Regions from separate parts of the Homo sapiens genome. Here region 1 is linked to region 2. The links are chromatin loops, found by intact Hi-C in ENCODE. Cell type or tissue: breast epithelium. All regions are shown on one strand. Links, peaks and the distances in the headings refer to the core of each region. The heading gives the core; the rest is flanking DNA.

The links. Hi-C counts contacts between places; a loop is a spot of excess contacts. Peaks named below come from ENCODE experiments on the same cell type or tissue, not always from the same donor. Only the 100,000 strongest peaks of a DNase experiment are listed, where the experiment ranks them.
Region 1: a loop joins it to region 2, with 7 times the contacts of the local background. A loop is called at or near these places in 3 of 110 quality-filtered maps.

The regions. Positions count from the first base shown.
Region 1 is chr2:227,496,539-227,512,290 of GRCh38, reverse strand. The region is part of intron 2 of AGFG1 (ArfGAP with FG repeats 1); the gene reads right to left. Among named protein-coding and RNA genes, the nearest start is that of AGFG1, 32 kb to the right of the region's middle. In breast epithelium, for the core only: no CTCF peak of the experiment used is centred there; a DNase peak (open chromatin) is centred at 8,660; H3K27ac peaks cover 416 bases.
Region 2 is chr2:227,407,542-227,423,293 of GRCh38, reverse strand. No RefSeq gene overlaps it. Among named protein-coding and RNA genes, the nearest start is that of SCYGR1, 27 kb to the right of the region's middle. RefSeq lists an enhancer at 11,485-11,684. In breast epithelium, for the core only: no CTCF peak of the experiment used is centred there; a DNase peak (open chromatin) is centred at 8,264; H3K4me3 peaks cover 279 bases; H3K27ac peaks cover 2,286 bases.

The sequences.
Region 1 (15,752 bases), core at 4,103-12,102, 89 kb before region 2:
TTTTTAGGAACTTTACAGTATACTCTATCTTAACATTTGGTTTTATAAAATGTGCTAGCAAGAATTAGAACTTATGCAACTGAGTAACTAAAAATAGGCACACACAAGCTGTATGTGAGATCTCTGAGGCATAGTGCCTTTGTGAACCAGCCACATAAATGGACAGGTAAGGTAGTATCAGACTTAGGCGATATGAAATCCGACTTGTTTATTTTGTCCTAGGGTTTCTTTAAAAGTAATTTATTTAAGCACAAACTACCTTATAACAGCTTCCTTAACGTAAAAATCAAATTCTTCATCACAGCCTATTAGGCTTAACAGAATGTGACCCCTGATTAGCCCTCCAAACTAATTTCTAAACTCTTTCCAGCCTACTGGCCTCCTCAGAAAGTCTTCCCTAACCACCCAATCCAAAGGGACAATAATCCCTCTACCAAATCGCAGATACGCACTCTCACATTATTTTCACTACCTTTATCTCATAATTTTTAAATGCTATGTCATGAGGCAGGAACCTCCTCTCTGATTCAACACTATTTGTATGCTTGGTACCTGACACACAGTAAGCACTTAATACCTGGTGTATGAGTGAAAGCAACTTCCTTAACAGCCCTCAAATGTATGCACAATAGAAATTCTCTTTTTTCTTTTGTTCCATCTAAAATATACACACTGACCTAGAACATTTAGTTCCCCAACTTATTTAGGTAGAAATAATAAATTCACTGATCCAAATTCTCACGTCATATACAGCCAGGGATCAGCAAACTGGGCTAAATCTGGGGCCTATGTGTGTAGATAAAGTTTTCTTAGAACACAGTCACACCCACTTGCTTACGTATTGTCTATGACTACTTTCAGCTACAACATCAGCATTAACTGCAACAAAGACCTTATGGCACCCATAAAGCCTAAAATATTTACTATCTGACTCTCACAGAAAAAGTGTGCCAACCCCTAACATACCTACAACCATGGACTATGCTACCATCCCAGCATCCAAGACTAGTAACAATTTAAATAGGATAATAAAAACCTGTTTTAGAGGCATATCTAAACAATACATAAACTGAATGATGCCTGCACAAACAAAAACATATTAGAATGTGCACAGGGAATAACATAGAGAGATGGGCAAAAACTTTCCCCTGGAGGAAGAACTTCCCAACAGCAAGGACTATCTGAGAGCCAATTTATTATACATACTGATTCACTTGATAATATAGGAGAAAAAGTACCAGAATAAGTTTTGGTGAAAGATTAATAGGTATTTAACACTTGTTTTCTAAGTAACTACTAAGTACAAAGAAACAGAAATGATAAAACATTTGAAAAGGGATTAGGAAATCTCACAAAGGAAAAAAAAGAAGCAAATATTTAGAATACTAGAGAGAAATATAATGCAATGGATAGTAAGAAAACTTACTTGCAAGTATCTGCGTTGTGAAGGAGAGCAACAACTCTAATTCAGACATCTACCATAAGGACTTAGTAAAGGGCAGCACACACAGCTCACATACCCATACCTTATTTCACTTAAGGTCTCTAACATCAGAACTGTGTTCTAGATAGGATGAAAAGAATCGAAACCCAGCTATATTAGCTTGGAGAAAAACAGATTTGCAGACAGCATACACCAAAGCACTCCACCAAAATAAAACAAATACTTCATGGGAACCAGGAATGCAAACAGGAAACTATCTGGGACCTGGGCAGTCTGAGTGCCTATCTCCTAAGCCCCCTCTCAACTCACCCCTCCACCAAGACATAGTTTATCATTTTGCTTCTCATACTATGTCTTGTCTCCACTCTTGCTTCTCTAAAGTACTACTTTTTGTTTGTTTACTTGTCAGCCTGCACAGAGCCCACTACATACAATTTTTCAGTTCAGATGACTCGTTGTTTTGAATACAGCCTCTGTGAACCTTAATTCAATTTCTGAAGAAACAGGACCTGATAAGTCACTAGCCCCAGGGTTAGGTGTCCATTCCTGGTACAATCAGGGGTGTGGATGTGTGTGCGTGTGCATGTGTGTGTGTGTATGTGTGGTGCTGTGTTTCGTGGTTTTCCCAGGGCAATAAGCCTTCTCTTCTTTCAGTAAGGAGCATGAGTACAGTAAGCACCCCTCCCTACCCCCCTCAACACACAGGTTATTTATGAATGAACTTTGTAAATTACAAAGAGCTTTATAAATTTAAGACTTATTATTAGTGAAGTCATAGTAGTTTCAAGGAAGATTATCATCTGCCCAACTATCTCAAACTAAGATAACATAAGTAAATTACCCTGTATGGTATGGTGCCTGGCACAGAACAAGGGCTCTGCCTTTTAATTTTATTTACTCTGCCTTTCACGAGTTTCCTTGTTTTATCTAGTTAAATATATCAGTTTTTACTTTGTGACTTCTTCCATTGCTTTCAGTCTATAAAGTTCTTCTGCATTCAAATGCTAAATATGTAGTTGGCTATTTGGCTGTATTTTCTATAGTAATCACTCTTTGTGTTTTACTGTTACCCACCCCCACCATGTATACATCCTTAAACATTACAATTTAGTTCTGCTTGGTTTTTTAATTACAAAATAATTTATTTTACAGAAAAGTTGATAGTGGAAACACATCCCACATACCCTTTACCAAGTCTCCAACGGTAACATTTGCTTTATCATTCTCTTGAGAAAAATAATTTTTTTAATGAACCATTTAAATTGGTGACATAACAAGCCTTTTACCCCTAAATGTATATTTCCTAAAAATAAGTACGTTCTTTTACATAACCATAGCACAATTATCAAAATCAAGACATTAATATTTTATATTATCTGATCTAAAGATTAGTCAGTAATCTTAATAATGGCCTTTATAGCAAAAAGAAAAGGTTTTCCTTGTCCAGAATCCATTAACTGTCTTGTCTCTTTTAATGTGGAACATTCTTTACTCTTTCTGTCTTTCATGACTATGATATCTTTGAAGAGTACAGGCCAGCTGTTTGGTGGTATGTCTCTTCCTCTGGGCTTCCTCATGATTAAATTAAAGTTACGTATTTTGGGGAAGATACTATGTAAGTGACGTGTCCTTCCCAGTGTATCATTATGAAGAAAGATACACAACATCAATTTGTCCCAGTACTGGTGTATACTTGGATTATTTGGTTAAAATGTATCTTTATCCATTTAAAGTCACTGTTTGTCCCCCTTGGGATTAATAAACATTTTGCAGGTAGATCTTTTGAGACTGTTTTCTACATGTTTATGGCTTCCTTTATGACTTACATTTTAATGCTAAAATTTTTCTGAAATTTTGGTGTATCATGTCAGGTAACATTCTAGTTAATTTTCCATTCATTGAATAACCAACTTCCACACTGAATGCTGAAATTCTTTTGTTTTACAAGATCATCCACATTTATAATATATGAAGGTTACAGTATATCTCAGGATCTAATCTACAGATCCGTGCCTATCCTTGCACTAGTTTCAGGTTGCTTTAATTATTGACTATTTACAAACAGTAAATAATTTTACAAATTATTCCCAACTAGTTTTACTTTTCTGTTCTTTTGGATGAGCTTTAGAATTATTTCCTAAAAAGAAAAAAAAAAAAATCCCAACAGTGTTTCCATTCCAATTGTTCTAAACTTACTTTGTGACGCCTCTTAAAGCAAAGCATTCTCACTCCCAAAGATATTATGAATCTGATATGCAAGGTTTCAAGGAAAAATTAACCAAAGGTGTGTTCTTGCCTCCCTACCTCACATATAGATGTACACACAGAAAAAGCTTTACATTTTTTACATTTTCCAGAATACACCTGGAACAAACAAGGAGTTGAGCAAGGGAGTAGCAGAAGAGGGCTAGCTTGTTTGGTCATATAACCTTCAGAAATGATTAAGAACTTTATATTTTGTCTTGATATGAAGTAAGAATTGTTTGTGGATTATCTATGGTTTAAGGATATCATCAATACCAGCCACCTCTTAAAACAAATACACTCATCCATTATTTAGTTCAATCTAGGACTCAATCATAGTGATCTATTTGTACTGATACTCTATTGTCTTGTTGTCCTGGTGACTGAAGGCATGCATTTGTGAGGCAGCTGACCGAGGTTTAGAATGTAGTCATTGGCCAAGGAACAGAGAGAATTAGCACAAATTCAAAACAAGCCCCTGAAGTAAACCACATTTGTACAATATTCTATGTAAATAAACCAAGAGGTGGGGAAGAAACAGTTTTCTTTCAACATTTCTGAATACACGGGTGGCTCACAGGTTAATTAAAAAAAAAAAAAGGAACATTCAGGCAAAGCTCTTCTAGGTAAAAACAAGATTTGCAGAAGTTTTAAATAGGTTTCAAAAACAGATTACCTCATTGAACAAAGAGGGGAAAATTTGGGCATCAGCAAGAATAACTGAGTGAAACATATCAAATAAATAAATTCATAGTAATTTAAAAAAAACCTAATTGCTTGCTGTTGGAAATGTTATGAAACTATTTTGAAGAGTTCAATATTGAAGACCACAAATGGTGGTGCACCATATCTACTGATATTTATAAATAGTTTTAATGTTCTTAAAAGAAGAATAAAACTATTGCATCTTAATGTAAATAACTTTTATTTATAAAAACAGCTTTTTCCAAAACAAAAAAAATTAGTGAAAAGGCGCTTTTTTTTTTTTTTTTTTTTTTTTGAGACAGAGTCTCGCTCTGTCGTCCAGGCTGCAGTGCAGTGGCGCCATCTCGGCTCACTGCAAGCTCCGCCTCCCGGGTTCATGCCATTCTCCTGCCTCAGCCTCCCAAGCAGCTGGGACTACAGGCATGTGCCACCACGCCCAGCTAATTTGTTAGTATTTTTAGTAGAGACAGGATTTCACCATGTTAGCCAAGATGGTCTCGATCTCCTGACCTCGTGGATCCACCTGCCTCGGCCTCCCAAAAGTGCTGGGATTACTGTTGTAATTTTTGTAAACTTCATTAATGCCTTGTTAGGTAGGAGCCAGCTGATTTCTCATCTGCTTCCGCATTTTTATGTTATGTAGCTTCTGGAAAACTCTGTATACCCATGAAAACAGGAGTAAAAAAACAGCAAACTGAGTCTCAGTATTATTAAATTTTTTTTTTTAACTTTAAAGAACCTCTGAAAAGGTCTCAAGGATCCCTTACAAGTCCCAAACTGTACTTGGAAAACTACTGAGTTAGACTATCACCATTTTACAATTGCTAATTAGTGGATGTAGGCACTGAGCATTAGCTGCTAACATGACCAAAAATTAAAACTTTTAAAGTGGTTTTTGATTAAAAAAACACCACACAACCTATGAAATAGTGGATCTTTCCCATTCCTGAAATTAAGCCTGAATCTTAAGAAACTACTACAGCCAACCACCGGTTTATAGGTAACTGGGAGAACAGAGGAACGTTGACACTACGTGGATGGCATTAGCAAAATCCAGAAGGTGGAATAAATGACTTGGTTAGCAGGAGGGCAGAGAATAAGAATGAGTGACTGGAGAGGAAACTTAGAGGATAAAAAAAGACTTAAAAGGGCGAGCAGTGTAGATTTCCACCAGTAGTGGCAAAAAGCCTCAGGTTAAAACCCCAACTCTCCAGCAGATAACAACTATAAACTCTGGACAAAGTCTATTAAGACACTACAGAGCAACCACAAACAAGCTGAAGAGGAAAGAAACAGCACTAGGTATGTGCCTATGTGCTTTTTTTTTTTTTTTTTTTTTAAGGAACATCACTTGAAAGCAGTCATGCAGGGCTGCTAAAACTCAAACAGAAATACACAAGCCTTAAAGCTTAAAGTACAAGAAGACAAGAGGTTCACCACAGCCATAGCAACTGGAAAGTGAGGGCTAAATCCCAGAAGAGAGATGGCCAGAGAAAGAAAATAGGTACCACAAAACTTGCATATCCACTTTTCCCAAGTCTCTGGCTCACTCCTGACCTATGTGTGCATGGGGCTGACTTCAAACAGTTCAATTAAAGAACTGAGCAGATTTCAGCTGGCACTCATCATGGGAGCAGCAGAATTTGCTAAAGTAAAAAACAAAACAATTAAAACCAATAGTTTATGAAGGAACAAAACAGAATCCAGAGGCACTACATATACAAAGAAACAGGAAATTATGACCCATAATCAAAAGAAAAATCAAACAGCGACAGATTCTGCAATGATAAAGATTTTAGAATAAGCAGGCAATAACTTAAAATAGCTAGTATACTTATATTCAAAAACATATTACAGGCTGGGTGCAGTGGCTCATGCCTGTAATCCCAGCATTTTGGAAGGCCAAGGCAGGTGGATCACGAGATTAGGAGTTCAAGACCAGCCTGGCCAAGACAGTGAAACTGAAACCCTGTCTCTACTAAAAATACAAAAATTAGCCAGGCATGGTGGCGGGTGCCTGTAATCCCAGCTACTCGGGAGGCTGAGGCAGAGAATCACTTGAACCTGGGAGGCGGAGGTTGCACTGAGCCAAGATTGTGCCACTGCACTCCAGCCTGGACGACAGAATAAGACTCCGTCTCAAAAACAAACAAACAAACAAAAAAAACAAAATAAAAAGACCATATCATATAAGAAAACATCCTTGCAATAAATAAAAATGAACAAAATCTGAGCAGAGAAATGGAAACTCTAGAAATAACAGAAAAAATACAAATGCTAGAGATGGAAAAGACAATATCTAAAGTTAAAAATTAGAGCTTAGAGATAACAGAAGAGTGAGCTTAGGATAAGAGAGAAATTGTCCAATCTGGAAAGTAAAAAGATGGAGGGAAAAAAATTAAGAGCCTCTGGAAACTGCAGAACAGTATCAAAATGCCTAACATCCATGCAATTGGAATCTCAGAAGGAGAGCTGAGAGAGAATGAGGCAGAAAAAATATTTGGAAGGAAAATGATAAAATTTTCCCAATTTGGTAAATGAAAAATGTACAGATTCAAGATCATCATCAACCACAAGTAGGATAAATACATACACATACACAAAGCATATCCAGGTGCATCACAGTCACATTCTGAAAACAAAAATAAAGTGTTTCACAACTACCCATCACTACAAAGAAAAAACAATATAAGTATGAGATAAAGTAAATTTCAAAAAAGAGTATTATCAAACATAAAAAAGATATTACATAATGGTGGCATAATCAAGAAGACATAATAATTATATAACAGCACCAATAATAAAGTTTCAAAATACATGCAGCAAAAAATGATGTATTTATTACAGAAAAAAATATGTAAATCCACACCAGCTGTCCAATTCTATCTGCAGTTGCTTAACTAGACGAAATCAGTAACGTGGATCCACAACATCTAAACACCATCAATCACAGAGCTATAATTGTCATTTATAGAACACTACACCCAACAACTTCAGAAAACACACTCCTTTCAAGTACACACTGTACACTCACCAAGACAGAACACGTGCTGGACCATAAAGAGATCTCAATAAAAAGGAAAGCAGTGAAAATATATCAAAAATGTTCACTGATGATACAGAATTAACTCAGCAATCAATTACAGAAAAGGACCTAGGAAAACCTCAAATATGTAAAAATTAAACCACTACTTCTAAATAAATCAATGGGTCAAAGAAGGCCCACAAGGGCAATTAGAAAACATTTTGAACCAAATGATAAAATACATCAACATTTGTATAGCACAGTTAAGTAGAGCTTAGAGGGAAAATGATCACTTTAAAATGTTAATAGTTGACAATATGAGTTTGAACTGTGCATGTCCGCTTAAACACAAATTTTTTCAATAAAAGTTACACCAAGTTGGCTGGGCACAGTGGCTCAAGCCCATAACCCCAGCACTCTGGGAGGCCAAGGCAGGCGGATCATTTGGGCCCAAAAGTTAGAGACCAGCCTGGGCAACATAGTGAAGCTCTATCTCTACTCAAAATACAAAAATGAGCCAGGCGTGGTGGTGTATGCCTGTGGTCCCAGGTGCTTGGGAGGCTGAGGTGGGAGAGTCACCTGAGCCCAGGAAGTCAAGGCTGCAGTAAGCCATGATCCAGCCACCGCACTCCAGCCCGGGAGTGACGGAAGTTGAGACCCTATCTCAAAAAAAAAAAAAAAAAATTTACACCAAGTGTCCCTGCCTCTTCCGCCTCCCCTCCACCTCTCCAGTCTGTTATCTCCAAGACAGCAAGACCAGTCCCTCCCTCCTCCTCTTCCTCCTCCTCAGCCTACTGAACACAATCTACTTCCACTTAATAAACAGTAAATACATTTTCCCTTCTTTATTAATGTCTTAATAACATTATCTTTCCTCTAACTCTGTATTCAAAGAGCAAGCTGTAGAATCAATGACCTCAGGTCCCACCTTTAGTAAGCTAAAAATGAGGAAATAACCCAGAGTAAACAGAAGGAAATAATAAAAGAGCAAAGTAATTATAGATCCCATACACATTAAGAGAACAAGACTATTATGAATAACTTTATGTCAATAAATATGACAACTTAGATGAAATGAGCAAATTCCCTGAAAAGTACAATTTATCAAAACCAATATGACAAACAGATAATCTGCACTGTGGTCATTTTCACTCTCCACCACAGTGACACTCAGATCCTGGTGTGCCTTTCCAACTTCCCAAAGAGCCCAGTCATCTCAATTTGGGCAGCTGGTCAAAGGTGACTGAGTCATCAACTCCCAGATTCCACCACTTGGTGCCCAAAGCTGCCAACAGTGGAGGGAGAAATGAGGAAGGAAGGGAGAGAAAATCCAGCTTGGTCTCCATGTCTCACAATGGTAGCTCAATCAGGTAGACCATATAAAAACAGGCAACAGGCCAAATTTGGCCCACAGGCTTTAGTTGGTCAACCCCTGACCCAGAATATCTAACGCAATCTTTAAAAACAGAAAACTGAAGGATTTGTACTACCTGACTTCAAGATTTACTAGGAAAGCAGAGTAACCAAAAGACAGTGTTGTATGGCATAAGGGTTAACAAATACACAAATGACACTATATAATAGAGAGCATATAACCCGTAATTATACGGTCATTTCTTTTTTTTTTTTTTTTAATTGAGACAACTTCTCACTTTGTTGCCCAGGCTAGAATGCAGTGGTGCAATCACAGCTCACTGCAGCCTAAAACCTCCCCAAAGCTCAGGTGATCCCCCCACCTCAGCCTCCCAACTAGCTGGGAATACAGGTGCACACCACCATGCCTGGCTAACTTTTGTATTTTTTGTAGAGACAGGGTCTCACCATGTTGCCCAGGTTGGTCTTGAACTCCTGGGCTCAAGCCATCTGCCCACCTCTGCCTCCCAAAGTGCTAGGATTACAGACGTGAACCACCATGCCCTGCCTGGTCATTTCATTTTTGACAAAGACTCCAAAGCAACACCGAGGAAAGAAAAGTGTTTTCAACAATAGAGCTAGAAGTGTATATATTCATGTAAAAATATGAAACTCAATCCCTATCACACCATACACTAAAATTAATTTGAGATGGATCACAGATGTAAATGTAAAGCTTCTAAAATAAATAAGATTATCCTCATGATTTGAGAGGAAGCAGATTTTTTAAGACAGAGAAGAGGAACCATTCACTATAAAACAAAAAACTAATAAATTGTATTTCATCAAAATGACAAAACTTCCGCTTGCCAAAAGATATCAAAAAGAAAATAAATGAGGGCCAGGCATGGTGGCTCATGCCTGTAATCCCAGCACTTTGGGAGGCCGAGGCAGGTGGATCACCTGAGGTCAGGAGTTCCAGATCTGCCTGGCCTACATGGCAAATCCTCATCTCTACTAAATTACAAAAAATTAGCTGGGACTGGTGGTGTGCGCTTGTGGTCCTAGCTACTCGGGAGGCTGGGGCACAAGAACCAACTGAACCCAGAAGGCGGAGGTTGCAGTGAGCCAAGATCGCGTCACTGTACTCCAGTCTGGGCAACAGAGTGAGACTCTGTCTCAAAAAATTAAAAACAAAAAACAAAAAACCACAGACTGGGAGAAAATATTTACTAAGGATATATCTGACAAAGAAGAATGAACAAATTATAATTTATTCATAGAATAGAAGCCAATACTTGGTAATAAACAGGAAAAAGTACAAGCATCCACGTGCATAACTCTCAAAAGAAGGTTTACTTTGGTTGGGCACTGTGGCTCAGGCCTGTAATCCTCGCACTTTGGGAGGCCAAGACAGGTGGATCGCTTTAGTCAGGAGTTTGAGACCAACTTGGGCAACACAGTGAGATCTCGTCTCTACAAAAATAAACAGTATTAGCCAGGCATGGTGGCACGCACCTGTAGTCCCAGCTACTTGGGAGGTTAAGGTGGGAGAACTGCTTAAGCACAGGTGGTCAAGGCTGCAGTGAGCTGTAATCGCACCACTGCACTCCAGCCTGGACAACAGAGTAAGAACCTACCTCAAAAAAAATAAAAAAGGAAGGAGGGTTATTTTAAAAATCACATTTTAACTTACTTTATATGAATGTGAATAAAAAAACAAAACAGTGCCTCAGAAGTAGACTCCGTCTCTACTAAAAATAAAAAAATGGGCCACGCGTGGTGGTGTATGCCTATGGTCCCAGCTGCTCAGGAGGCTGAGGTGGAAGAATCACCTGAGCCCAGGAAGTCAAGGCTGCAGTAAGCCGTGATCCAGCCACTGCACTCCAGCCTGGGAGTGACAGAAGTTGAGACCCTGTCTCAAAAAATTCAGGGAAGGACTGAATAGGAAGAAGTGTCCAGTGACTGTCTGTAATGATGTTTATGTGTATATTTGTATAGGGCTTTGGATTACCAAATTGGAAGCAATGATCAAAACTCATCCAAAAGTACACTTAAGATTCTTAAGTTTCACTGTATGTAAATTATACCTCAAAAAATTGAACGAATACTGAATTCTAATTAATGATAGATATACTGGGTTAGGCCCAATGGCTCATGCCTATAATCCCAACACTTTAGGAGGCCAAGGTGGACAGATCACCTGAGGTCAGGAGTTCAAGACCATCCTGGCCAACATGGCAAAACCCCATCTCTACTAAAAATACAAAAACTAGCCCAGCAAGGTGGTGGGTGCCTGTAGCCCCAGCTACTCTGGAGGCTGAAGCAGGAGAATCTCTTGAATCCAGGAGGTGGAAGTTGCAGTTAGCCAAGATCACACTACTCCAGCCTGAGCGACAAGACCAAGACTCTGTCAAAAAAAATTAGGCTGGGCACGGTGGCTCACGCCTGTAATCCCAGCACTTTGAGAGGCTGAGGTAGGTGGATCACCTGAGATCAGGAGTTCAAGACCAGCCTGGCCAATATGATGAACCCTCGTCTCTACTAAAAACACAAAAAATTAGCTGGGCGTGGTGGCGAGCGCCTGTAATCCCAGCTACTCAGGAGGCTAAGGCAGGAGAATCACTTGAACCTGGGAGGCAGTGGTTGCAGTGAGCCAAGATCATGCCACTGCACTCCAGCCTGGGCAACAAGAGCGAAACTCTGTCTCAAAAAAAAAATTTTTTTTTTAATTTAATTTAATTTAAAAATAAAAAAGATAGATATATTGCAGTTTATACAAGTAATGTGAACTAATGTTTTGAGCTTACTTTGAAATATCAGATGGACTGATGAATGGATACAGATATCTGCTGAGGCAAATATAGCACAATGTTTATTGTACCTGTATAATTTTTCAACTTTTATGTATTTGGAATTTTCCATAATAATGTTGGAGGAGGGGACGAAAACAGGCAGATCTGGCCATTGTGCTATGGCTCTGAGCATTCTCTACCCAAGTCCAGAGTCTTGCTGTAGCTACCTAGGACAGCAGGTTCTGAGAGACAATGTAGCAGATAGCCAAACCAGGCTCCCTGCAGGCAGACAAGCTGGTGAACCACTGCTCACCTGCCATAAGACCTATGACACTATGCTGCCATTAGATGGCACAAAGCAGGACAAGTTCTCCTATCAAAAGATAACTGCTCACAGACACTCCATCCTTGGAAAGAACCTAGGATCACAGGCCAGTATGAGATTGTCCTTGGGGAAGTAGTGGGAGTCATGGTCCAGTAAGAGACTGACCAAAAAATATCACCCAAATCAACAAGAAGTTCTTGCAGGCATGGCCTTTGGCTACTACTACCCAAACCTTAAACATCATTACCAATTCCTCAAAAACCTATGAGGCTGGAGGGCCTGTTTGTTTTCTTCTTACCAGCTCATAACGTACCCCATAACCACATGGCATACTCTGTTGCCAAAATGAATGTCAGCTGCCGTCCTGACAGACAAACAGGCTTCTTGTCCTGCAGTAAGAACCCAACATCAATTTTAAGGAGACTGAGTAGCAGCTGATGCCAGAGCAATGAAAAAGACACAGGAAAAGGACTACAACTCAGATGTGTACCAGGTAGCACTCGGGCTGCGTCCGTGTCCCATAAGGCACTGAAGTCACCTGAGCTGCTATGTTTCCCAGGGACTTTAAGCCGGCAGGGGCCCCAGGTTATAGATTATCCAGCTCCAGAATAACTACCTGGCCTGAGGCCCCTAACACAAACCTCTGCCTGAATCTATGCCACATACTACTAATACAGGTCCATTCCAGTCCAATCTTTGTAGGTGTCACTGTGATCCATCTAGCCTCCAATCCCTTTTTTTCTTCCTTTTTTTTTTTTTTGAGACAGAGTCTCACTCTGTCACCCAGGCTGGAGTACAGTGGTGCCATCTTGGCTCACTACAACCTCTGCCTGCTGGGTTCAAGTGATTCTTGTGCCTTGGCCTCCAGAGTAGTTGGGATTACAGGCACACGCCACCACGCCCAGCAAATTTTTGTATTTTTAGTAGAGATGGGGTTTTGCCATGTTGCCCAAGCTAGACTCGAACTCCTGGCCTCAAGTGATCTGCCTGCCTCAGCCTCCCAAAGTGCTGGGATTACAAACATGAGGCATGGTGCCCAGCCAAGCCTCCAATCCTTTATAAGCAATACAAAGTTTTAAAGCCCATTTTAACCACTCGATGTGTGGATATTACCTGGATCCTCATTCAAACAAACCATTAAGAAAAAAAAAAGAAAAGTAAGATACTGATGAACAACAGAAAACTTAAAACACTGACCAGATGACTAGATTACTGTTAATTGTCATAGGGACAAAAATAGCACTGTTGCCATATATATTTTAAAGTCCTTGAAATTTACAGATAACATGAGAGTTGAGTTTACAGATGAAATTTTATGTCTCGCATTTGCTTAAAAATAATAAAAAGACAGCCATGTGTTGATGGAAGTTTGTTACATTATCTACTTGTCTAAAGGCATGAATAACTCCACAAAAAAACTCTTTAAAAAAGAAACAAAAGCATCTAATGATTTATATTGTTTTAATTCGAGTCAAGTAAGATTTTTTAGAAGATAACACACAATGGCAAGAAAAAAACAAGCTAAGAGATTACAGGAAGCTAGAATGGTAAGGCAAACAGCTAGAAAGAAATACACTGTAACCTGGAATATGTAATGTAAAAAAAGTTAAGTAAACTCTCAGAGTAGTTACAAACAACATCTAGCTTCTTCTATAAATCTCTGGGTTTTCTGTCATTCAAAAAGACCCACGGATTATGATATGTTCAACACAAAGACATGTCTACATTTTCTACATTTTTGTTAGTGTATTTCTCTGAAAGCCAACAGTTAACATCAAATAATATACTCTAAATATTTTCAACTTTACTAAGTTACTACTGACTAGATTCAGCTAATATTTAGAAGAGCCATAGCACCATACCTTCCTTTCAAAATGCTTAAAAGGCCAGACGTGCATAAATATGCAGACACTAAATAAATATCCCTTAAATAATAACAATAGTGTGCTTTAATATTTTAATTGGATGGTTTTAAACCTGAGATATCCCTCTAGGAAGCTATTCCCTCAAATAATTAATTTTGTAGTTTAAAATGTTTTTCAATGTATTATTAGTGAATGTTTTCATTTATTAATACCATCATACTGACTGAAATTCTGCAAAAATTTATCTCCACCCTAAATTCAATTCAAAGCATGCCATGTTCCTATGTGATACTTATTTTCTGTGTTTAGGAATCAACTGGAAAAGTATCTTTGCCCATAAAAGCACGATCTTGGGCAAGTTACCAAACCTGGGGAAAAAAATTTTTTTTTAATTTTAAAAAATAAAATAAAACCATGATCTTACATCTATATAATACATCAATTTTCAAAATGTTTTCCTATATACTACCTTCAAATCAACCTCATGAAATAGGCAAAACAGATATTTCCCACAGATTACAAAGGAAAATGAAGGTCAGGGAAAAGTGGTTTCCCCAAGGTAACAAGGTTCATAAATTAGTGGTAATCAAACTAAACCACGGATTTTTTTGAGTCCTAGCAAATTAGCCAGGCATGGTGGTACATGCCTGTAATCCCAGCTACTTGGGAGGCTGAGGCAGGAGAATCACTTGAATCTGGGAGGTGGAGGTTGCAGTGAGCCAAGATTGCACCACTGCACTCCAGCCTAGGCGACAGAGTAAGACTCCGTCCCCAAAAAAAAAAAAAAAAAAAAAAAAAACAAAACAAGAAAGAAACTCATTTGGCTATATATGCTTGTGCATTTTCACTGCTTTAGGTATAATTAAGACGTATGCAAGATTATGCCACAGAGATGTCTATAATGTCTTGAGGGCAGTAAGACCAATACAGAAGAAACTAAGAGCAATAACAAAAAAAATTTTTTTTTGTAAATCTTACAGTGAATGTTATTTTTTAAACAGTTTAAAATACATATGGGGGTGTTAGTATCTGAGGTATAAAAACTCCTGAAAGACTGATGGGATTAGAAGAGAAAAGTCAAGCAAAAATAAAAGCCAGCATTGGTAAAATGGCAAGAAAATTAGAATACAGATAGCACATGTGGAAAACAAAACAAAGATCATTGTAGTTAAAACATTTCTGCTGGCAATAACGTCATTACATTAAGAAGTCAGGTCATAAAAAGATTTACATTGCAAGCTGAAACGTTAAGAGTTCTATACATCTTCAATCTGCAGACCAAACTGGGTCATCACTAGCCTGTTTTTATACTGCCTTAATCTAAAGATGGTTTTTACACTAAAGAATTGTGTGTGTGGGGTGGGGGGGGAAGAGGGGGTGAATTTCAAACAAGGATATGCAACAGAGAATACAGGTGGCCCACAAAGCCTACAATATTTACTATCTGGCCACTACAAGCAGTTTGCCAACCCCTGCCATAGGCAACAGAATAGCTGTAAATCCTGAATTAATGAGTATATAACTTAACTCTGCCACTCTACATGGCAATATGTTGTTACTAAAATAACTATCAATTTTCATTATTATTAAACTCAGCAGAAAATCGAAGTTAAAATGCTCCAAGAGTTTAAATACATAACCCGAATATTAATGTAAATGACATGACAGTATGCTATGAAAACTGAAAAATCCCCCTACAGAAACCATCCAAACCAGGAATGAAAATAAAAATTGATAATTCTTCTTATAACTTCTACCACTTTAGATTCAGATTCAATAAATAAATACTATCTGACAAGAAATACGCTGGGAATTTTCACAAGTTGGCCTAATTCAAAAAATCCTAGCATTTTTATACATAGGTATTATAGTTACTACCAATAGAAATTAAGGCTAAAAAGCTTCTTGCCCAAGGTTCACAACCTGCATAGTCCAAATCTGAGCTTTCAGCACAAGACCACTGTACTTTTATTATGTCTCCTGCATGTAGAAGACT
Region 2 (15,752 bases), core at 3,729-11,728:
ATCTACAATTTCTGGTTTCATTTTCTTTAAAGTGGAGCATGAACGTAAGGAGATGTGTAAAGCAAAATTTCAAAAATTGTTCTTATCCTTTACAGTTAGGTCGTGCCCATGCCTAATTTAACAGCATTGTTTAAAAGCAATCCATTATTATCAAATCTTCTGAGGCATGTAATTTAGTTTTTTAAAAACAAACATCTCATTTTGCAGTAATTTTAGATTTACAGATAAATTGCAAAGATAGTACAGAGAGTCCCTGAATACCCGTCACCTAATCCTCCCAATTATTAACACCTACGTTACTCTGGTACATTCGTCAAAACTAAGAAACCAACAATGGCACATTATCATTAACTAAACTCTAGACTTCATTAGTATTTTACCACCGTTTTTTTTTTCTTTTGTTTTTTCTCTTTTTCTGAGATGGAATCTCACTCTGTTGCCAGGCTGGAGTGCAGTGGTGTGATCTTGGCTCACTGCAACTTCCGCCTCCCTGGTTCAAGCGATTCTTCTGCCTCAGCCTCCCGAGTAGCTGGGATTACAGGTGCCCACCACCATGCTCAGCTAATTTTTGTATTTTTAGTAGAGATAGGGTTTCATCATGTTGACCAGGCTGGTCTCACACTCCTGACCTCAGGTGATCTGCCTGCCTCGGCCTCCCAAAGTGCTGGGACCACAGGCATGAGCCACCGTGCCCAGCCTTTGCCACCTTTGTCATTGTTATCTGTCTGCCTCAGGATCCAATCCAAGGTTTCTCCTCACATGTAGTTGTCATATCTGCCCAGTCTCTTCTGGTCTGTGACAGTTTCTCAGTCTTTCCTTGTTTTTCATGACCTTGATAGTCTTGAGACATCCTGGCCAGGTATCCTATAGACTGTCTCCCAATATAGGTTTATCTGAAATTTTTTCCAGATTAGACTGGAGTTATGGGCTTGGGGACAGAATACAAGATAGGTGAAGTGCCCTTCTCAGCCACCTGGTATCTACTTGCATTACTGTTGATAGGAACCTTCCTATAATTAAGTTTTTATAAAAAATAATGCTCATCCTTTTATCACTCACATTTTATTGGTTTACATACTATTTCATTGAATAATGCAATCAGAAATATAAATAAAAATGTCATACACAGGACTGGGGACAAACACAACTGACTCTTGGTTAGTGTGAGTCTCACCTTGGCGAGGGGCTCCAACATAGGAGCATCCATCGCTGGGTTTTATGATGGAATGGGAAGCACTGGCTACTTCAATACTATAAGTTCATTAAGAAGCAAAATGAGGCTGGGTGCGGTGGGTCACGCCTGTAATCCCAGCACTTTGGGAGGCTGAGGCGGGCAGATCACCTGAGGTCAGGAGTTTGAGACCAGCCTGGCCAACATGGTGAAACCTCATCTCTACTAAAAACACAAAAATTGGCTAGACGTGGTGGTGGGCGCTTGTAATCCCAGCTACTTGGGAGGCTGAAGCAGGAGAATCACTTGAAGCCAGGAGGAGGAGGTTGCAGTGAGCCAAGATCTCACCATTGCACTCCAGCCTGGTCAACAAGATTAAAACTCCATCTAAAACAAAACAAAACAAAACGCCAAATGAGCATTAACCATTTATATTACAGATTGAGAGTTAGTTTGTTTATTTATTTATTTATTTATTTATTTATTTATTTATTTATTTATTTTTGAGATGGAGTCTCGCTCTGTCTACCAGGCTGGAGTACAATGGCACTACCGCCACCAAACCCGGCTAATTTTTGTATTTTTAGTAGAGACGGGGGTTTGCCATGTTGGCCAGGCTGGTCTCGAACTCCTGACCTCAGGTGATCTGCCCGCCTTGGCCTCCCAAAGTGCTGGGATTACAGGTGTAAGCCACCGCGCCCAGCCCAGATTGAGAATTTAAATCTCTCCCTCTGGTAAGTGGAGGTGTGTGGAGAGATTCTATTCTATTGGTTATTGTCTTTCCCTCCTCCCTGTGACCTGGCACTCAGTACAGTGCTTGGCACACAGTGGGAACTCATTACGTATTTCCTGAATGAATAAACAGAGGAAACTTTAGGTATGTGTCAATCACGGTCCAATAAGGAGATAGAAAATGCAACAGTTGGCCCGTCGCTGTGGCTCATCCTTGTAATCCCAGCACTTTGGGAGGCGGAGGAGGGCAGATGAGTTGTGGTCAGGAGTTGGAGACCAGTCTGGCCAACATGGTGAAAACCCGTCTCTACTAAAAATAAATATATGCAAAAATTAGCCAGACATGGTGGGCGCCTGTAGTCCCAGCTACTCGGGAGGGTGAGACAGGAGAATAGCTTGAACCTGGAAGGTGGAGGTTGCAGTGAGCCAAGATAGCACCACTGCACTCCAGTCTGGGTGACAGAGAGACTCCGTCTCAAAAAAAAAAAAAAAGCATGAGTTGTTTGAATAGAGAGGATTTAATTGTTAACTAAGCATAAATTTGCTGATAACATAAAATGCGCTAGGTAACATAAATGGCAAAAAGATAACGCAAAACTACCCTGGAGGTAGAAACTAGAGGAAGCAGTGGGAATTGGGGAGCGAAAGGAAGAGGCTCAAACTATTAAAGCTTAGATGTTTGGAGGAAGAGCCGTGTGGAGCTGAGCACCAGATTCTTAAGGAGGGCTACTGTACGTTCCAGCTGAGGTCTGCGAGGGGCTGTGAGGGGACCAGTTCTACAAGCATTGAAAATATTGCAGACTGGCTTCAGTGGTGGACTCGGGAAGGAACTGGTGCTACTGCTGAGCATGAAATGGTTAATGCTCATTTCACTTCTTAATGAAGCATTGCCTGGGTGCCATTCACAGGAGCAGAAAGTGGTCAGGAAAGAAGAGGGGCTTCCTCCTCCTCCGGCTGTGCGGTCTCTCTCTTGCATCTCCCCATGGGAAGATGGGAAGAGCTTCAGAGGGAGCCAGCTCCAAAGCGAAAATGGGGTTTGCAGAGGCCCAGCCCCCGAATCACAAAGCAGAGTACAGAAGGTGGGGCAGGGGCAAGGTTGGAGTTGAGAAATACAGCTTATTGACTGGCCCAGGCACAACTCAGGTCACAGTCATTGTTAATGCGGTATTTCACTACCTCATTATCCCCTTCAGCCTAAGCTGAACTTTTACTGCACTACTGCAGGGCCTTAGCCTCCATTTCTGGGCTCCATTTTTTTCTGGTGTCTTGGGGAGGCCCCAGATGTGTCTCAGCTATAGTAGGAATGTCTCTGGAGTACAGTTTTCAGCACTGTCCTTGTCTCCAGGCCAGTAACTAGGGCTGTCTGATGACCCTGGCCAGTAGGGCTCATCTCACTCCATCCATTAGGAAGCAGTTCTCTCATCTCTAGGTTCTGTCCTTAAATGTGCCCATACTCAAAGTTATTTGGACCCAAGGTGTAACATGGTTAACCAGACAATTCTTTTAATTTCACATAAGGTCCTTTCCTCCCCAGACCATTGACATGCTTCCATTTTTCTGGCCAGGTCAAGGGTGAGTTCAAGGGCAGGTGACTCCAAATTTAACATTTGTGACAATAGTCACAAATGGAACAGGCCTAAGCTGAACCTTTGCTATCTATCCCAATCCTGGAAGCCCATTCAAACTATGGATCTTGGCCTGGTGTAGTGGCTCATGCCTGTAATCCCAGAACTTTGGGAGGCCAAGGAGAGCAGATCATTTGAAGTCAGGAGTTAAATACCAGCCTGGCCAACATGGTGAAACCCCATCTCTACTAAAAAAAAAAAAAGATATATATTAGCCCGGTGTGGTGGCACATGCCTGTAATCCCAGCTACTCAGGAGGCTGAGGCAGGAGAATCACTTGAACCGGGGAGGCAAAGGTTGCAGTGAGCTGAGATGGCACCATTGCACTCCAGCCTTGGCGACAAGAGTGAAATTCCATCTCGAAATAAATAAATAAATGAATAAAATAATAACAAAAAGCAAACTATGGTTCTATAGATATCTATTTTGACAGTAAAATAAAACACAAGTTGATGAACTTATAAACAGATAGCAAAGTGAAACCAAACACTTTAATATAAAAATACATTAAATATTTGGTTTAATATGTACTTTTAAATATATACAATTTTTTTTTTGAGACAGAGCCTCGCTCTGTTGCCTAGGCTGGAGTGCAGTGGCTGTGATCTCAGCTCACTGCAACCTCTGCCTTCCCAGTTTCAAGCGATTCTCCTACCTTAGCTTCCTGAGTAGCTGGGATCACAGACGTGCACCACCACACCCGGCTAATTTTTGTATTTTTAGTAGAGACGGGATTTCACCATGTTGGCCAGGCTGGTCTTGAACTCCCGACCTTAGGTGATCCACCTTCCTCAGCCTCCCAAAGTGCTGGGATTACAGGCATGAACCACTGCACCCGGCCCACAGATTTTTAAAATATAATATTTTGCAAATTTTTTTGAGCAGATTTTTCTTCATGGGCTGGAATGATTGAGTCTTCCTAAAACATTAGTCCAGTAGAGGTTAGACTGAAGATGCCTTCCTTTCCTGGTAAAACTCAGCAAATATAGATGTTCTTCACTGCAGCAAGGACTTTCAAATTGAACTAGAAATTAAGTTCATCTTTCTCAAAGAAAAGAAAAAAAAAATACTGCAATGCATCAAGCACCAAAGCTTCCAAATGGTTTGGATGGCAAATGCTGAGAGAAGAGATGGGAGGAGAATAGCAGTTCCAGGATAACATCACCCATTTCTTGCTAGGTATTTCATCAAGGTTAACTGCCTTAATGCTATTTGCTAATCTTAACTAATTTTGAGGGGAAAAATCTTCTATGTCCCTATATTAGCATCTGTAGCTTACCCCCAAATTCTGATATGATAACAACCAGCTCATTCCTATAGAGATCAAATCATTCACTGCCTAGGATATAAACATTTTACTGAGGCTGTTCTTAAGCATTTCAAAGTGAAAAAAAAATAATCCGAATAGGGAAGGCACAGAAGATTTTCAGGGCAGTGAAACTATTCTGTATGATACTGTAATTGTGGATACATGTCATTATACATTTGTCCAAATCTTTAGAATATACAACACCAAGAGTGAACTCTAATGTAAACTATGGACTTTGGGTGATAACGTGTCAATGTAGTTTCATTGATTGTAAAAAATATATCCTCTGGTGTGGGATTTTCATAGTGAGGCAGGCTGTGTACAGTGGCAAGGGGCATACAGAAACTCTCTGTACCCTCCTCAAAATTTTGCCATGAGGGAACTAAGCTATGAGGACACAAAGGCATAAGAATATACAACGGACTTTGAGGACTCAGAGGAATGGGTAGGAGGCAGGTAAGGAAAAAAAAAAACTACACTTTGGGTACAGTGTATGCTGCTCAGGTGATGGGTGCACCTAAATCTCAGAAATCACTACTAAAGAACTTATTCATGTACAAAAATAAATAAATGAAAAAAATTTTTCTGTGAACCTAAAACTGCTCTAAAAATATAATAAAGTCCATTAAGAAAAAGAAACTTTAGTAATGGCTTTGCTAAAATTATTGCTTGGTTCAAAGGAATCTACCATGATGATTTTTTTTTCTTCTAGAAAACTCTGTGGTATCTCTTTCAATTTAGCATTTATTGTTCACTTCCACTCTTTCAAGCCAAATTCACCATACCTAAGAGGGGGTGGTGAGGGTTATATATGTGGGAGTGCTGGTCACCAGACATACATGGGCCTCAGTTCTGATCATCCAGGAACCTACATGTCTTAGTCCCTTTAGGCTTGTACAACAAAAATATCATCAATGGGGTGGCTTAAACAATAAACATGTATTTCTCACAGTTCTGGAGGTTGGGAGGTCCAAGATCAAGGTGCTAGTAGGTTTGGCATCTGGTGAGGGCCCATTTCTGGTTCATAGATGGCCTCTTTCTCCCCATGCCCTCAACATGGCAGAAAGAGAACAACAGAGCTCTCTGGGGTCTCTTTTATAAGGCACTAATACCATTAATAAGGGTTAGGCCGTCATGACTTAATCACCTCCCAAAGTCCCCACCTCCTAATACCATCACCTTGGGGGTTAGGATGTCAACGTATGAATTTGAGGAGGACGCAAACATTCACTCACCATAGACGTAGGCCCTTCACTGTCAGGGACCAAGTCTGATTTGCCTTGGCCCTCCCCGCACCTAAGGTGGTACTTGGCACACATTATTTGCTTCATAAATGTTTACTGAGTGAATAAATGATTGAACAAATGAGAAAAACAAATGGAGATTCAAGAGGCGAGGCATTTATGGAGAAAAGATTTGAAGAAAAAAGAACACAGAGATGGCAAAGCTTGTATTTTTAGTATCCCTTCATCTGTTCCTTGGCAACTCCTATGTGAAAAGTGGCAGAGACAGAGTCAGGAAGCCTCGCTCCAGGTTTAGAAAACATTGTCAGGGTGGCAGAAAATCTAGTCCATTCCTTCCTGCTGACCCAACTCAGTCAACAGTTCCTTGCTTGGGAACATGAGGTTCAGATGCTGACATTTTTAAACAGCTGTGGCTTAAATAACCCCAAGAATTTCAGTATCCAGAAATAAAGGGAAGAGAAAAACTGGGTATGAGACTGGGTAAGTCAGATACAGCCACAGAAACGCACGGGGGAAGACCACACCTGGAAGCAAGGTTTTGCCATGAGGAATGATGAACACCAGTGAGTTCAGACTAATTTCGACCTTCACCCTTGCCCTTCACCCCTGCCCTTCACCCTGGCCATGGAGTCTCACCAGAGCAGGAGTCATTAACAGGGGTCCTATGGTGGGGTCCAAACCACAGGCAAAAAAAAAAAAGAAAAATCTGTGTTTTTATTTTTTTTTATTTGAATTAGTTGCCAAGATTTAGAAATTAGGAAATTTCACATCAAATCTGGATTTCCGGCTTCTTGTGAAAAAGCAGAAGATTTGGGAACAGCTGGCCTATGTTTCCTCATAACCACAATGGGCTGGGGGCGGTGGGGCGGAGGACGGTGTTTTCTCTGCCTAACTGGCTTCACTCCTTAACCCACGCTCCTGGACCTGCAGACACCGGTATTGGCAACCCTTGTGTCTCTGGGCACTACCCTGAAGAGGCCTTCAAGGAAATGAAGCTGACTGTGACGGCTGACTTCTGCAATATATTTCTGAGAGGATAAAATTATACTAACGAGCCATTCTGTTGAGTAGAAATCGAAGCTTCCTGGAGCTTCTCAATGATAAGCTCAAACAGTGAATGTCACAATACTATAATTGTCTTGGGTGATGTAAAGATACAAGGGCCAGTTATACATAAGACCAATTGTTCCTCTCTTTGCTCTGATCTGTTTGGCCCATTCTATATCATGTATATATCTGGGTCACATGTCCAAATGAAGGTAGGTTTTATCCACATTTATAAATGATTATGAGTTTACCAAAACTCAAAATAAGAAAATGTTGCTGCGAGAAATGGTCTAAAAAATTGGCTGAATTATGAAATTTGTACTTATTTGAAATACCATTTCCTACTGACATTTCCCTTCCGGCTGCCTTGGCATTAATGTAAGAATTATTTATGACTCAGCATTTCCCCACAACAGCTGCCCACAGGGCAGAGCATGAACTGAAGAAAAGAAAAGAACCATGCTGACTTTACTGTTTGAGCTCCAGCCCTCCTGGCTGAGGGGAGGCAGCCTGCTCTCAGGGGGTAGGGCAGGGAACAGGAGTCACTGGTGCTGACTGGGGTTCAAATCCTGACTCTGGGATGTACCAGGTATATGACCTTGAAACAATTGTCTGTATCAGGGATTGGCGAATCATTTCTTTTTCTCTTTCTTTTTCTTTCTTTCTTTCTTTTCTTTTTTTTTTCTTTCTTTCTTTCTTTCTCTCTCTCTCTCTCTTTCTTCTTTCTTTTTTTTTTTTTTTTTTTTTTTTGAGACAGGGTCACACTCTGTAGCCCAGGCTGGAGTGCAGTGGCACGATCATGGCTCACTGCCGTCTCAGCCTCCTAGTTTCAAGTGATCCTCCTGCCTTAGTCTCCTAAGTAGCTGGGACTACAGGTGCATGCCAGCATGCCTAATTTTTTTTTTTGGTTGGCGGGGGCGGGTCGTGGGTATTTTTTTGTAGAGATGGGGTTTTGCCATGTTGCCCAGGATGATCTCAAACTCCTGAGCTCAAAAGATCCACCAACCTTGACCTCCCAAAGTGCTGGGATTACAGGTGAGCTACCATGCCTAGCCTTGGCAAACAATGTCTGTGGAGAGCCAGCTACTGAATATTTTTGGCCTTGCTCACCATACAGCTTCTGTTGTAACTACTCAACTCTGCAACTTGTGTAGTGCAAAAATAGCCAATGGGCTGCTAGGGCTGCCATAACAAAGAACCACAGATTAGGTGCCTTAAGCAACAGAAATTTATTTCCTCACAGTTCTGGACGCTGGAAGTCCGACAACAAGATATTGGTAAGGTTGGTTTCTCCTAAGGCCTCTCTCCTTGGCTTGCAGATGGCCATCTTCTCCCTGTGTCTTCACGTGGCCTGCCTTCTGTGTCTGTCTGTCCTAATCTCCCCCTCTTTATCAGGATTAGGGCCCACCTTAATGACCACATTTTAACTTATTCACCTCTCTAAAGACCCTATCTCTATCTCCAGATACAGTCACATTCTAAGGCACTGGAGTTAGGACTTCAGCATATTAGTTTGGGAGGGACACTATAGTTAATAATAATATTGTATTGTGGCCGGGCACAGTGGCTCACACCTATAATCCTAGCACTTTGGGAGGCTGAGACAGGAGGATTGCTTGAAGCCAGAAGTTCGAGACCAGCCTAGGCAACATTGTGAGATTCCCGTCTCTACAAAAGGTATAACATAAATTTAAAAAGAAATTAGCCAGGTGTGGTGGCACAAAACTGTAGTCCTGGCTACTCAGGACACTGAGGTGGGAGGATCGCTTGAGGCCAGGAGTTTGAAGCGGCAGTGTGAGCTGTGACTGTCACTGCACTCCAGCCTGGGCAACAGAGTGAGACCCTGTCTCTAAGAATAATAATAATTATAATAATAATGTACTGTATACTGGAAATTTGCTAAGTGAGCAGTTGTTAGGTATTTCTACCACACACAAAAAGGTAGCTATATGAGATGAGGGAATGTGTTCATTTCACTGTAGAAATCATTTCACTATAGGAATATTTATTCTTTTTTCTCTCTCTTTTGGCCTGATTAAAATTTTTTAAAAAGGAAATCATTTTCCTATGTTTATGTATATCAAAACATCATGTTATATACCTTAAATATATACAATTTAAAAAATTAAGTGTCAAGGAGGAGGATAAAATTCAGCCCATAATACGTATGTAAGTGAATGGGTATGGCTGTGTTCCAGTGAAATCTCCTTTACAAAAACAGGCCCTTGCAAAATAAATAAATACATCATAAATAAATAAATAGGCCTCCAGCCAGATTTGGTGTGTGGGTCCTGGTTTGCAGACCACTGGGTGATACCATCTCCATTCCCTCCCTTCCCACCCTTTCTCATCTGCCTGTCATCAGACTCTTGCTCACATCATGCCACCTAAGGACCTCTCCCCAGGGTCACCTATGACTTCATTGTCACCTGTTCATCTCTGCGTCCTCCTATCTCTGGCCCCTCAGCAGTGTTGGCTCTGCACACATGATTCCTTTGAGAGCTTTTCTCCACTGGATTTCACATGGCCACAATTCCTACATTCCCTCCTGCCTCTCTCGCCCGCTCCTTCCCGGGCATCTTGGCTGGCAACTCCTCCCCTTCCCAGCCACTACGTGTTAGACTTCCTTAAAGCTCAGGGCTGGACTCCCTTCTTTTCTTGCTGTGTAATTTTTTCCAAGATGATCTCATCGACACCTACAATTTCAATTACCTTCTGTAAGCCAATGACTTCCAAATATATAGTTCCAGCCCGTACCTCTCCTCTGAGCTCCTGCCCATGAATCTAATCGCCTCCTTCCCATTTCCTCTTGTCAGTGTCTCTGTAACGTCTGTGTTGTGTGTCCTGGCTGTTTATGATTTGCTTTTCTTTGACAACTATAATCTCCAGGGTAAGTTTAGTTCCCTTCTAAAACCATTTCCTCGGGCCAATCTTCCCTGACCTGCCCTCCCCGCCCCACAGTCTATGCCAGACCCTCTTTCACTTGCTCTCCAAGCACACTGAGTATTTCTTCTGTATTCTTCAGAAATCCTGGTCTCTTACACCTCTTGGGTTCATTGTTCTCAGGTGGACAGTAAATTCCACAGGGCTAAGTCTACCGCCTTTCTCTTAGTATCGGAGCACTTAGCCCAGAGCCTGGCACATACGAGGGCCTCAGTAAATGCATATGGGATGATTGAAAAACTTTAAGTAAACTAATCAAACCCTCTGAGATACTGAGAATTGTTGTTTGATTTTAGTTCAGAGTATTTTGTATTGGGCTGTGCTTGTTTAAGTTGTAACCCTCAAGAAGGTTTCCTCTGTTTTTATATATATATATATTTGCCATCCCTTCTGTTTTCCTAAATTCTACCTAGGTAGAAAACTGAGATGGTTTCAAGAATGAAACACACTCTACTCGACAATTCTTTAGCTCTTGCATTTGACAAAAGGGATCAAGTTCTAGAGGATAGACCCTCTAGAGGCAGTAAATGCTCAACTATTTACTAAGTGTGTGACCTTGAGGAAGTTATGTCACCTCCTTTGTTACTCCCTGGGTTCTTCATCTGTAGAATGATGCCACTAACACCTACCTGTGTCACATGTATAGTGTATGCACAGGGTCTGACACAGTGCCTGGCAATAGTAGAGGTCCCCTATTTGTTTAACAGATTTTTTTTTTGTGCACTCAGAAATGGGACAGATACTGTTTCGGGCACTGAGGATACAGCAGTAAATGAATCAGACAGATCCTGCGCTCAGGGGGCTCACATTCTAGGGCAGGGGGGAGGTAAGTGTTGGTGGGGGAAAAGACAGGAAAGATAAAGCCAGATAAGAGCATAAAGATGAATGGGGTAGAAGTGACGGTGTTTTAGCTGTGGGGATCAGAGAAGACTCCCATAAGGTGAACAGGAGTAGGAGTCAAAGATATTCATTCCTCTATTCCTTTGCTCCTCTGCAGGGAGAAATCCTACTTCCCGTGGTTACTAGGGAGAATGCCTCACTCTAACTCATTTCTGTCTGGGTGGGAGCAGTGCCAACAGAAATAAGAGATGGGTTTCAGGAGGCTCTGGCCTTGATAGGCATATGTCATCCCACCCAGGGAGTGCAATGCAAGGTCTTGTTGGTTTCTTTATTCCATAATAGTTGATATGCAAACTAGATTAGGCACTGAGAAATGCTTCTGTGTGGCCGGGCGCGGTGGCTCATGCCTGTAATCCCAGCACTCTGGGAGGCTGAGGCGGGCAGATCACTTGAAGTCAGGAGTTCGAGACCAGACTGGCCAAGATGGCAAAACCCCGTCTCTACTAAAAATACAAAATTAGCTGGATGTGGTGGCACACACCTGTAATCCCAGCTACTCGAGAGGATGAGGCTTGAGAATCTCTTGAACCCGGGAGGCAGATATTGCAGTGAGCCAAGATGGTGCCACTGCATGACAGCCTGGGTGACAGAGCAAGACTCCGTCTCAAAGAAAAAGAGAAAAGAAAAAGAAAAAAAGAAATGCTTCTGTGTAATGGAACTTCTGTTTGGGGAGCAATAGGTAAAAATAAAACCCTAGGAAATCCCCAGGTCTCTCTCAATGGGTTTGAGGTAAGAGTTGGCAGGTTGGTTTCGCCTCTGCTTGCCTGTGGGCAGAAAACCAAATGAATCAAAAGGCAGCCAGAATGGAATAACTAGCACCTTAAGATGACACCAGGAAACCTTGAGGGTTTCGCAGGCCCTCAGGATCTAAGCAGACAGTATGACTAATTTGTCTGTGCCCTAGACTTAGCTGCCTGTCTTCCCACACTTGTGGCTTCTCCTGAAAGAGCAGGAATGGCTGTGTTGAGTTGTTGCCCTGCAAGGTTGGACTTGAATAAAATTCAAAACACTTCACATCTTTGGGACTTAATAGTTTTTCTGAAGTAAGCTCCATACAGTTTCTCCTGTATAGTCAATGGGAGGGAATAAGGAAGAATGGGATATGTCTCCCTCCAAGAACCCAGGCACATTGCGTAGCATTAATAGACCCAAACAAAAGGATTCCCCTTCTTTCTCCAGAATCCCTCTTCAGCTGCACAGCTTGCAGCCACGAGAAGGTGAGTCTCTGTTGTGGAGAGAGACACATTTGGCTGACTAGGGGTACTGAGAATTGTCAACCTATAAATAAAGCATTCAGTCAGAAATTGTTAAACTCAGAAAAGCAGCTGAGAAATTAGTAACGGTGTTACTACGTTAAGATTTAAAGAGCTGGCCAGGCACGGTGGCTCACACCTATAATCTCAGCACTTTGGGAGGCCAAGGCGAGTGGATCACCTGAGGTCAGGAGTTCGAGACCAGCCTGCCCAATGTGGTGAAACCCCGTCTCTACTAAAAATACAAAAATTAGCCAAGTGTGGTGGCACATGCCTGTAATCCCAACTATTCAGGAGGCTGAAGCAGGAGAATCGCTTGAGCCTGGGAAGCAGAGGTTGCAGTGAGCTGAGATTGTGCCACTGCACTCCAGCCTGGGTGACAGAGCAAGAGACCATCTCAAAAAAAAAAGAAAAAAAAAATTAAAGAGCAAAGCAAGGCATGTGCCCGTAGTGCCAGCTACTCTGGAGGCTGACATGGGAGGATGCTTTGAGCCCAAGAGTTTGAGACCAGCCTGGGCAATATAGCAAGACCCTATCTCTAAAACAAAATTAAATTTAAATTTAAAAATATTTATGGAGCTGAGGGTTTTTAGAAGTATTTTACCAACTTACAAATTCTTACAATTTAGCAGCTCCAACACAGGCAGAGGGCAGATACACAAGAATCACTGCCAGTCACGAGGCTGAGGAGAATTTCAACACTGGTATGCATCTGTTCCTGAGGCCAATCCCTTAGCAAGGAAATCAGACACTTCTTTCAGATGCCTAAAAGTATCAAACACAAATATTTATGCGTCCAGGTATTAAAATTCATCAAAGGACCTTTCAAGTCGTTATACTAGCTGCTGTTGTTCTGTTCAACTCTAAGTTTCAGGAGCTTAACAAGTGTGTCCCAGACCCAGCCAATTCCCTAGACCACCCAATGTACCCGCAGTGGCCAAATGTCCCCTCTTGGGGTGTGGCCAGTGAGATTCTCAACTAACTTTTCTTCTATGTCTTAATAACACAAGACCTTCTATCCCTCCTTTTTTTTTTTTTTTTTTTTTTGAGATGAATCTCACTTTGTCGCCCAGGCTGGAGTGCAGTGGTGTGATCTCGGCTCACTGCAACCTCTGCCTCCCAGGTTCAAGCCAGTCTCCTGCCTCAGCCTCCCGACTAGCTGGGATTACAGGTGTGCGCCATCATGCCTGGCTAATATTTGTATTTTTAGTAGAGACGGGGTTTCACCATGTTGGCTAGACTAGTCTCGAACTCCTGACCTTAGGTGATCTGCCTGCCTCAGCCTCCCAAAGTGCTGGGATTACAGGTGTGAGCCACTGTGCCCGGCCGTATTCTTCCATTTTTAAGATTTGAGGCCCTTCTCTTAATTTCAAAGGGAAATGACTAAGAGGTATAACTCAGGAAAGACGAGCTGAATGTTAAGGGACAAGAAACGTCAGACTCCAGAGTATCCACAATGCTTCCAGACTGATTCTAAGTCCAGTCACATTTCTGTTAAGAGTGATCTAACAAGAAGCCAACAAATTATCTAGTCTAGAATCAGGGCTTCAACTGGACAGACCATTCAATACATTGAATATATGTGTGTGTGTATATATATGTGTGTGTGTATATATATATATATATACACATATATATATATACTTTTTTTTTTTTTGAGACAGAGTCTCACTCTGTCACCCAGGCTGGAGTGCAATGGCACGATCTTGGCTCACTGCAACCTCCACCTCCAGGGTTCAAGCAATTCTCCTGCCTCAGCCTCCCAAGTAGCTGGGATTACAGGCATGCGCCACCAAGTCCGGCTCATTGCCTGGCTAATTTTGTATTTTTAATAGGGACAGGGTTTTGTCATGTTGGCCAGGCTTGTCTCAAACTCCTGACCTCAAGTCATCCTCCCGCCTCATCCTCCCAACGTGCTGAGATTATAGGTGTGAGCCACCATGCCCAGCCACATTGAGTATATTTTAATGTATATTTAATATATTCCTTTTCAGAACTTACCTAGATTTAGAAATTTTAAAAAGATGCTCTCAAAAGGCATATGAAGACTATCTCTGCTAATTTATACAGAGACAGTCTCTAGAAAGATGTAAACCACTAGTACCCAGGGTTGCCTCCGTTGAGAGGAACTGGGTGCCTGGGGAATGGAGGCGAAGAGAGTATGGAGTTTTTTCCATTTGTATGAACCTTTTGACTTTTGTACTGTGTGTATGTATTACCTACTCAAAAGTAAGTAATTTTTTTTTTCTTTGAGATGGAGTCTCGCTCTGTTGCCCAGGCTGGAGTGCAATGGCGTGATCTTGGCTCACTGCAACTTCCACCTCCCGGGTTAAAGAGATTCTTCTACCTCAGCCTCCCTAGTAGCTGGGATTATAGGAGTGTGCCACCACCATGACCAGCTAATTTTTGTATTTTTAGTACAGATGGGGTTTCACCATGTTGGCCAGGCTGGTCTTGAACTCCTGACCTCTGGTCATCCACCTGCCTCGGTCTCCCAAAATGCTGGGATTACAGGCTTCAACCACCGTGCCTAGCAAAAATAGGCAATTTTAAAATTATATGTGAAGAAAAATCTGTAAATGTTTTTGTCATAACCCCCCACCCCCAACCCACCACCACCATTTTTTTCCTGTAAAAATTTTTTCAAGGCCTGAGGAAAATGATGAATTAAACTTTTCCTGACAGGAAAGACAACATCTGAAAATTCTGCCTGATAGATAGAGAGAAGCATCCTGGCAAGAGACACGGAGCTGACAGACGAAGAGATGCACGTCTGACAGAATTGGGACTATTCACCCAAAGTGAGACAAAGTGAAATGCCAAGCACATTGAGAATCTCTTCCTTCTTACTGTCAACGGATTCACCTAATCAAAGCACTTTTAGTCACTGCATCCAATTTCCATCCTCATCCAACACATGGTGGGGTCTTTTTCTCGTTTCTTCTGAGTTGACACACACAAAACCCAAGAGTCCCACTTTTGGCGAGGAACGTGTTGCTGTCAGCTTGCATTTGTTACCGCACATTGGTTCCCCGTGTCCCAGTAATGACCCCCTGTAAAGGCCACTGGGCAAGAGAATTGCAAGATCGAGCGAGGCGGCGGGAATTACAGGAAAGGATTAACGGCAGAACAGCCTGTTGCGACAGCGAAAAACAGCCCGAGGACAGGGGCGTGCTCCCATCTGACAGGCGGAAGTGTGCCAGGGTTTATGTATTAGGTCACAGCAAGAAAGCTATTTTTGCTGTGCCCTCTGACCTTCTGTAGAAGGTGAGCCCCAAGATGCCTATGATACACACCAGACTTTTGCAGGCTGCCCTGACTCAAGAGGGAAGAGCAGATGCTGACTAGTGCAGGGTCCTGTAGAGTTTGGGAATCCACCATTCACAACAGGATGAAAGGATTTTCATGGGTGTTGCCATCTGCTGGGTATGTGTGTTGGCAGCGGGGAGTCATTTACTAAGCAGATGCAGCCTTTCTGTTCCTCCTTCCTCAAACTCCAATTTAAAAAATAGCTAGTCCGGGCACAAT